Regions from separate parts of the Homo sapiens genome. Here region 2 is linked to region 1. Evidence: read pairs that join two places in POLR2A ChIA-PET (ENCODE). Cell type or tissue: MCF 10A. All regions are shown on one strand. Region 1 overlaps CLASP1 (cytoplasmic linker associated protein 1). Region 2 has its middle 430 kb from the start of LINC01826.

Evidence for each region. ChIA-PET counts read pairs that join two places held together with the same protein. Peaks named below come from ENCODE experiments on the same cell type or tissue, not always from the same donor. Only the 100,000 strongest peaks of a DNase experiment are listed, where the experiment ranks them.
Region 2: POLR2A ChIA-PET joins it to region 1 with 5 read pairs; 1 of 35 experiments calls an interaction of 5 or more read pairs at or near these places.

What each region holds. Positions count from the first base shown.
Region 1 is chr2:121,486,680-121,491,679 of GRCh38, forward strand. All of the region lies in intron 8 of CLASP1 (cytoplasmic linker associated protein 1), which reads right to left. Among named protein-coding and RNA genes, the nearest start is that of CLASP1-AS1, 41 kb to the right of the region's middle. RefSeq lists an enhancer at 2,763-2,972. In MCF 10A, no CTCF peak of the experiment used is centred here; a DNase peak (open chromatin) is centred at 2,792.
Region 2 is chr2:122,640,787-122,645,786 of GRCh38, forward strand. No RefSeq gene overlaps it. Among named protein-coding and RNA genes, the nearest start is that of LINC01826, 430 kb to the right of the region's middle. In MCF 10A, no CTCF peak of the experiment used is centred here; a DNase peak (open chromatin) is centred at 3,085.

The DNA.
Region 1 (5,000 bases):
ATTTGGAAAAGGTTTCCTACCAGAATGTTCTCTCATACTTTAAAGTAATTACACTAAGAGCTATTTGCCATTTGTGCAAATAATCCTTCAAATCTTCCATCTCTGCTTTAATGATCTCTTTCTCCAGAACCCTCTTTAGCTAGAGAGGCAAATACCATACCGCTACATACGAAGACAAAGAGAAAGAAGATGACAATTTAACATAAATAGCCATGTTCCAATAATACTTAATCCTCTAATAGCAATCTCAAGTCTACTCCAAGATACAAACCTACCTGAATCAAACTCACGTACAAACAAAATTCTATGTCCAAGTGTCCAAAACTATAATCACCTATAATCATCTTACCCTCAAAACCTGCTCTCCCCTCCAGGTTCCTGACTTCAGTTGGTCCTACCACCATTTGTCCAGGCCAAAATATGGAATTGCTCTTAACTCTTCCCCTCCTATCTCCCACCAGGTCTTTCCCCACCCACTGCCCTAAATAAGCACTGGGTGTGGTCAGTGCTGCTTAGAACCACCTCTCACTTCCATTCCCTCTCAGTCCCACTGAGGCCAACCTAATTCGGGTCTTCCTCATCTCTCAGGTAGATCTGTATTACCAAATAGTATCCTTACTGGTGTCCATGTCTTTAATCTTTGTATGTTTTGTTTTTTTTAATGACCTGTTTTAAATACATGAAACAGTGAAAAAGATTTTCTTAAAGCACATAACCCAACACGCAGATCAACTGTTACCTTTAACTATTGTCCCCAGCGTATTCAGCATTCCTTAGTTTTTCCCTAATGTCCTTTATCTGCTCCAGGATCCCATTCAGGACACCACATTACATTTAGTTATCCTGCCTCCCTAGGCTCTTCTAGGTTGTGACAGTTTCTCAGACTTTGTTTTCAATGACCTTGACATGGTTAGGGAGTTTACAGAATATCTTTCATTTTGGGTTTGCCTGAGGCTTCTGCCATGTTTCCACAGAGCTTATGGGGCTTTGGGAGGAAGACCACAGAGGTAAAATGCCATTCTCATCACATCCTATCAAGAACACCCACCACACTGACCGACTAGGAAGTTATGCTCCCCTCCTTTAGAATGGGATATTTGCATAAATGATTTGGAATAATTCTGCACAAGAGGTTCGTCTCTTCATCTCCATTTACACACTTTTCAATCATTTTGTTTACATCGTATGGATCATTAACATTTATTTTATACTTTGGGTTAAAACTCAACAATACTTCACTGTGTTGCTTAAAGCATTCTAGCTTTGGCTATTGGAAGCACTTTCAGTTGACTCCTGTGTCTCTCAGCAATACCCCCACTGTTGTTTTGTTTTGCTTTTTCTTTGATTTTTTCAACCACTTCCTTACTTTCTGGCCCTGCGAGATACACTGGCTCACCTTGCTCCAGCCCTAAACTCAGCCATTTCCCCAAGGAGCCCTGGTAGTGTTAGTGACCAAGATCTGGGTACTGGATGGTTTCTTTTTACAAGATCTTAGGATACATTTAATTCTGCATCTTGTTTTCTTAGAATACCTTTCCATATCTACACAAAAAGATCAACTATATTATTTTAAACCTCAGTTCAACCTTCATACCTCCTGTTATGAGATCACCTAGAGCTGCCACAGTGGATGTGTCCCTGTATCAATAGGATGAGATTGATGTGCCAGGCCCAAGGCCCCCTCACTGGCTCCTCAGCAAAGGGACTATCATCCCCAATTTGCACATGAGAAAATGAAGGTGGACAGCCATGCTGCCAGTCCCAGGTCACAAACTGCCCATGCAGAGGTGGCACTCATACCCAGTCTGAGGGATTCCAGAGCACTTGGCCTGACAAAATGGCTTTCTGGAATAAAGACTTGTCTAAGACAGCAAAAACTAGGGCTCTCCCCTGTCCTGCAACTAACCCAATTATAGAAAACCCAAAACCTTCAGTATCTGTGTTCAAAAGCTGCCCTACCTACTCCTCATGGGGCTGCTGTGAACTTCATAAAACAAAAAACGCAGGAAAGTGCTCTGAAAACACTAAAGTACTCTACACACCTTGGGAGACCTGCTGCTGTTATATTTTGCAGATTTTTAATGGTCATGAATTAATACATGATTCAGACATACCACTTCCATAAGAAACAGTATTTTAATCCTTGTTTCCTATCACGACTGCAGTTACTGAGGGTAAAAGTTACCAAAGCATGTAAGCCTGAATTCCAGGTGATAGTGACTAAGGAGGCAGGCAATTTGAAAAAATATATCAAGTGAAAGAATCGTCTTTATTTTAAACTCAGATTCAGGAGGCTATCTCCATGGCTTTTAACATGAAAAAGCTGACTCTCATATTATTTTGACCTGTTGCTAAATACAAATGAAAATATCACAACTTAAGTCAAATGCTACTTGTAAGTGACACACTTTCAAATCCTCAAAGGAAAGGCTCTGAGAGAGGTTACTTCAGAACATGAATTATTTAACTCTCCTGCCCAGGTATTGATTTCCTGCAGCAGTTTAACCTGAAAATAGAATATGATACTTAGGTATGAAATAAAAATATTATCACTGTATACCTTAAATTCTCAATTAAAGAATACAAATATACTTTAAATTCTCAATTTAAAAATATGAGCAGAAATGTGGCATCTTCCAGTACTTTCAGCCCAACTTAACCAAATTTAAGAAAATAGCTATACAAACCTTTAATAATCCATTACAAAATAAACACTGAGCAGAAGTCCTGGATGTGTGCCCAATTCCCCACAGCAGGAGACAAATAAACACTTGTTACTGTATGCAATTTTACTCTGTGCAATACCTGTTTCAGTAGAAGAGTCTGGAAATACCCTTTGAAGACAACAAATTAAGAGTCTGCCAGCAAAACCACTAGGAAAGCAAGACAGTGATACAGGTTGTTCCCATCACATCAACTGTACCCTATACCTTTAAATGCAAACCCTGTTTACACAGAATCTTTTAAAATCACTTCGATATTGGCCAAACCTGAGAAAAAGCTCTGTGGAAAGACTGAAACCTAATCAAGAAGATTTTTTGTGAGCAATACTTCTTTTGTAGTTTTCCTGTACATTTTTGCATTTTAAAAATGCAAATCTTTTAAAGGGGAAAAAAATAAACAATGACTTAAGACAGAAGCAGCATCCTTGCACTGCTATCATTTATGCTTTTCCTCTATACCTACTGGGAAAACTTAGAAATTTCTAGCCAGTAGATTATTTTCAAGACCACTTAGCGTTATTAACAAATACCTTGCAATTGCAAATAGATTTATGTTCATAACCCTCATACTGTGAACATAAGCAGAGAAAAATTAAAAGCCCATGAAATAAACAGAAGATAAAAACACAGCTAGCCTCAGCCTACTGTGCCTACTTCCTCTCTCCTAGTCTTAGAAGGTTAACATTGATGTTTATTTCCCTGTAGGTTTCACAATTTTTCACTGCTTAAATACCAACAACATTCATAACAATCTTTCCCATGTTTCATCCATGATTTTTAGTTACCACAGGAATTATAAAATATTTAAGCATTTCCTAGCCAAGCAGCAATAATTATAAACACTTTTCAGAATATATTAGAATAGCCTACCTTTCCCAGTAGTCATGATTGTCAGTAATCCTGGTACCAAATAAAAACACTGCTCTGAAAGCTATACCTACTCACAGCAACTTAAGCATCAGCAAACTCTCCACCCACACTTGTTCAGTGTGATCCGGCAGCACCAATGACAACTGCCACCCTATTCCAAAATAAAAGCCTAGACTAACAATGATTTTGTAAAAAGGGTTGGGGGTTGGTGGCTGGGGGGAGGTGTGAGCCTTCTCCATCCAACTCTACTCATTTAAGAGAGTCTTCTTTAAAAGTGGTATTAAAAATTTTTAAACCAGTTCTTCCCCCTCAAGAAAAAGAATATTCCTAACACAAATCTTAAAAAGAAAAATATCAAAAAGCAACCTTATTTCCACACAGAAAATAAAATAAGCTGTCTGCTGCAGCTTATGCGACTTATGCTGCCATCAGAAGCAGTCTCTTCCAGGCTATTTTAGGTGGGCTTCTTAGCACAGCTCAACACATATGCCAGCCTTGTAACAAACACATTATCCTTGTATTCGTGACTATGGAAACACTTTCCTAAGATACTGAACCACTATCCCAAACCTTGTAATATGCATAGTCTAATAAACAAGCACTGGGAGAGAGTGTGAACCTAGAATTGGCACCTGATCCACTTATTCACAATCATTGCTTTTAAAGGATAAGCATGGATAATAATGACTTGGCTTCTTAATAAAGAAAAGACAACTGATTTGCCTTTAAATGAATGCTTTGTCCTAGCCACACTGGGCAATAATTCAGATCTTATCTAACAGAATCTGTCAATGGTCTGTTTTCAGACTTGCACAGGTATTTCTCATTTCCGACAAAGTAGAACTGATACCTGTAATATTTTTCAAGTTATAGTTGTTTAAGTGTAAAACCATAAAGCAAAATGCATTTGGCAACAAAATGATACCCTGTACATTCATGTATAAGAGCCAATAATGTTATGATTACTTGTTATCTACTTTATAGTTTTATTAGCAAATAAATATTGGGTCTTTTACTTCAGCTACAAATTTATTATAGAATTATCATGGATTTAACCAAGATGATAGTTTGTATCTTTCCTCATAAACATGTTAGCTTTGCTCAAGAAACTCAAAAGCATGTGTATTTTTTAACCAAATTAATGTTCATGGGCCTCGCTTCAATCAAATCCAATTAAAGATCATTAAGTGGTTGCAGATAAAGGACACTGAGTAGTCCATAATTACTGGGTCTTTCATTCTGAAAATCCAATTCTCCCATGAGCATAAGCACATCTGCATGATTTAAAAACTTACAAATAATTTGCTTTTTGAAACTCATGGAAGGAAAAACTGTAATTTTTGCTTCAAGGGGCTTGCTAATTATATGGAGATGAAAAAAAGAAGAAACATCTATATAGCAACATAT
Region 2 (5,000 bases), 1.2 Mb after region 1:
TGGTTGGTTTACAGGATTATTTCCCACGTCTTTTTTATAACCCCTCTTTCCACCTGAAAAACTCCTAGTTAACCTTCAAGATTCTGCCTTGCCTGATACAAGAATTAACTTGGTTGCTCCATTCAGGTCCCTTCAAGGAAACGTCATATTGCATAAGTGCCCCAATTGATCCTTTTAATCATGACCTGGTCACCTAGGTGTCCACATCTTCCCTTGACCTCAGTCTTTTCCCTGTGTTTCCAGTGCAATCACAGTTCCTGATATGAGGATTCTTAATAAATAGCTGCTGCATGAATGAAAAACAAGACATAGAGAGGAAGCACTTATTAGATTCCAGACTCCCTGCTATGCATTGGGGATTCAACAACAAATGTCACAAACTTGTTCCAAAATATTATTTGTACAGTGAGGCCTGTTTATTGCCTGGTATGGGTACTGTTGGCAGATACGGGGCTTCTGGGTGTTTAGGAAAGGTCAGGTACCTTCTTCCTGAGAGTTTTAGAAAGACTGTGTGGTCTATTTTTTAATAGGAAGCCTTAAGAGTGGAGTCCAGCGGCACATGGGAAAATATAACATTGAAACTATTGGAAAGCATGGCATCAATGTGGAAAAACGGGGTCCTACATTGCAATTTAAGTTGTTGTAGATGAAAACAGTAAACTCTGAAGAGTGGGGCCAACATTAACCTGCTGGTAGGGGTTCCTCTCAAGGTCAGGTAGCCCTGAGATTTATGCTAAAGGACAAGGCCAGTGCTTACCACATTTAGCAACTTCTCTCTCGGTGAGTCCTAGTTTAGCACGATATTGCCACACTCAACGACTCGACCCCACGATTTCAAATGGCAACCCCGTTGAAGTGGATATGGAGTTTTGCTTCTGTATGTCCATTGAAGGTCATGTATGAAGATGTTACCAATGTTAAGCTATTCTGAATATCCCCAGTATCTCTTCAAGTGCAAAACTTACAGCATTATAAAATAAGGGGAAGATATACCTGAAAAAACATGAAGATTTGGTAATTTAAAAAAAAGTTTTAAAAACAAAAATTGCTTAATTAAAGTCCTATATGAATTTAGGCAAAATACACAAACTAGCTGATCTCCAGATTCCCCATATAGATGACAGGCAAAGAATGTCTACAATTATTGATAAGATTAAATGAGATAATGTGTATATTTCTTGCACATTGCATAAAACTTCAATAAACATTTGCCTACCTAAATTTCCATTTTCTTTCATTATATACCTCTGTATAAGGCCCAGTCAGAATGCCTTTCCAGATATAAAGCATGGCAATAACTAGGAAATTTGGAATACTGGTAAAAATTTCTTGTATTTTTCTTTCTTTCTCTTTATGGGGTTCCATCAAATTTTGCTGGACCATGTCACTTGGATATTTTTAGATGAGACCTTAAAAAAGTCATATATGGGCCGGGTGTGGTGGTTCATGCCTGTAATTCCAGCGCTTTGGGAGGCCGAGGTGGGTGGATCACCTGAGGTCAGGAGTTCGAGACCAGCCTGGGCAACATGGTGAAACACCATCTCTACTAAAAATATGAAAATTAGCCAGGTGTGGTGGCGGGTGCCTGTAATCCCAGCTACTTGGGAGGCTGAGGCAGGAGAATTGCTTGAACCCGGGAGGTGGAGGTTGCAGTGAACTGAGATCACACCGTTGCACACCAGCCTGGGTGACAAGAGTGAAACTCCATCACAAAAAAAACAAAAAAACAAAAAAAAACCAAAAAAGTCATATATGTTACGCCAAATATGGCTGATAAAACTGAAGAGGTTGAACATGTAAGTAGTAGTTGTGCTCAGACATTAGAGTGCCTGTGAAGAACTACAAAGCTTGCTATCGTTTTATACATTTGTTATGGTCTGAAGAATTGTATTTCCTCAAGATTCACATGTTGAAACCTAACCCCCAAGGTCACGGTATTACCAGGCGAGGCTTTTGGCTGATTAGGTCAAGAGGGCTCTGCCCTTAAAAATGAAATTAGTGCCCTTGTGAAAAACGCTTGAGGGAGCTTGTTCACCCCTTTTGCCATGTGAAAATGCAGCAAAATGTGTTATCTACAAGGAATGGGCCCTTGCCGCATGTTGAATCTGTTGGCATCTTGATCTTGGACTTTCCAGCCTTCAGGACTGTGAACAATGAATTCTGTTGCTTATAAATTACTCTGCTTATAAATTACTCTGCTTATAAATTCTGTTGCTTATAAATTTGTTACAGCTGCCTGAATAGATGAAGGCACCATTCGAGTCTCTGGATTTTACTTTCCCAAAATTCAGTGAGTTCCAGTATCATTCTTTGAGAAATCCAATAATTGTTTTTAACCTTAAGATTAACAGGTAGGAAAGTGACACACACCTGAAACCTGTTACTCTAGTGGTAGAATCTCATGGTTTGCAAACGTACTGCTGAAAATATTTCCTGCATATGAAAGGTACTCTGAAGCCCCTCAGAAGACACCACACCACCCAGACTGCTACTAGATAACATAGACTCCAAGAATGGCATTTGCTAATGTGTGTATAAAATGGCATTTTAGAATTGCCTAAATATCCTTATTAACACTTTCTAAAGAATTGCTGTTAACTCTTTTAAAATCAATTAGATTGCCGAAGGAAGAGGGAGGGGATAGGTTTAAGTGAGGTACTACATCACATAGTGTTGGATACATTTTCCAAAAAGATAAATGTAAGTCTTTTTGAACACATAATTTTTGTGGCCATATTGTCTCTGAATAAAAGGACAATTGGGTTGTCTTCAATCTGGAGAGTTCTAGTTGTTTTCATTTTTTTTGCCTTTATTCTCCCCAGTTTCTTCATGATGATGCATTTGTTTATAGCCTGCACACCACATCTGATACATTTTTAATCTTTAGTGAGCCATGACAAACTCAGAAATGATTAGAAATTCCAAAAGAACATGTTTTTTAACTTCACTGAGTACTTTTTTTTTTTATTTCACTCTTTGTTTTCTTTGGAAAACAAATAAAATGTCTGCTTCCTCTTAGCCATATCTCTCTAAAGTGTTCTGTTGTGTGTCATTAGCCAACAGGCAGCTGGGTAAATGCTGGCCCACATCCAAAATGATGATTGCTTTTCATAAGCACTGTCTTTGCTGTTGGCTTTCTGACTAATGGCTTCTGCTTGTAATGGATACAATGTAGTATGATTAACTCTCAGGTGATTAATAGATGGTGTTTCTGAGAACTAAATAATGAAGAAGCAATTAAACAAATCTGATATGCTGTCTTTACCACAAATCAAATAACACTTTTTCTTCCTATTCCTTGGACAGTGGTTTGGAGGTCATAAAGCTGTTCTGACTCACAAATGGGAGACTTTGGCAATTGTTTTAGGATAAATAAAGACAGGAAACATAGTACACCCTCTTCACCATCATACTCACCTGTGTTTGAGATTTTGTAGTGTGTGATATGAAAAATAGGTGTCATTTAATCCGTGAGCCCCAATTTCTTCATCTCTAAAACAGTGATTATAATAGATAATTTGTACCTTTAAATGAAGATTAATGAAGATTAAACAACACAATGTACACAAAGCATCCCACAAAAATGCCAAATACATAGTATTCAGTTAATATATGTTGGTTTCAAATACCTCCCTTTCTTCTAGCCTTAGCACTCATTTTTCTGGAAGCAAAGAATATTAGGAGATAGGATGAGGATTGTCAGAAACTTTCTTTTCTTCTCTGACCTTCAGTAATTCAGAAAAGAAAAAGATTCATCCCTCTACTAACATGAAAATAATTGCCATTTGCAGCCGTGATAATCATTTTAAGTTATTAGTATTAAAAAAGGCATATCATAGATTATCGTATTTCTAGCCTCCAATATCAATTTCTATACTCCCTGTTACTTGGCCTTGGCTGTGTAGAATTTTACCATCTCACTAGAAATAATAAACAGCAAACATCAAAACAAGCAAAAACAAGTAAGCAAACAAATTATAGGTAATTAATATATTTTATACTTTAAACATTTGAAGATGGTGAGTTTTTTTTTTTATTTTTATTTTTTGAGACCGAGTCTTGCTCTGTCGCCCAGGCTGGAGTGCAGCGGCTCGATCTTGGCTCACTGCAAGCTCCGCCTCCCGGGTTCACGCCATTCTCCTGCCTCAGCCTCCCTAGTAGCTGGAACTACAGGTGCCCGCCACCACGCCCGGCTAATTTTTTGTATTTTTTAGTAGAGACGGGGTTTCACCGTGTTAGCCAGGATGGTCTCGATTTCCTGACCTCATGATCCGCCCGCCTTGGCCTCGAGATTTATTTTTAAACGGCAGAAATAGGTGGCTAATTTGTCTTGGAACAAGTAACACCTTTTGCTTGGTTATGTCTCATGAACAAACAATCCCACAATCTCAGTGGCTTATAGCAACAAGGGCTAACTTCTTGCTCACGTCATACCATAGCTGAAATCATTTCCCAATTTTATCTTTTACCGGTTGGAGATGAGAAATAATTACACTTATTGAACTTGCTAATAAATTTGTTAGTCTTTATCTGCAGCTCCCCTTGTTTTCTCAACTTTATGTTGAAGTATAATTTACGTATCATAAAATAAATAGTTAAGTATTTCTATTAATCAGTTTTTGTAATAGCATGCATTCATGTTACCACCACCTAAACAACAGAGTTTTTTCCATCACCCACAAACATATTCTTTGCTTCTTTCCATTCAGTCTCTGCTGAGGCAACTTCTACTGTCTGTTAGTTTTACCTACTTCAGAAGTTGATTTAAATAGAATTCTACAATATGTGCTTGTATATGTCTGACTCTGTCTAGTCAGAATAATCTGTGTTTTTTACATTCATGATTTGTATGTATCAGTAGATGACATCTTCTTTTTGCTAAGTAGTTTTCCACTAAATGAATATATATAACATCATATTTTATTTTCTTATTCTTTTTTGATGACCATTAGAATTGTTTACAGGTTTGGACTATTATGAATAAGTCTTCTGTTAATTTT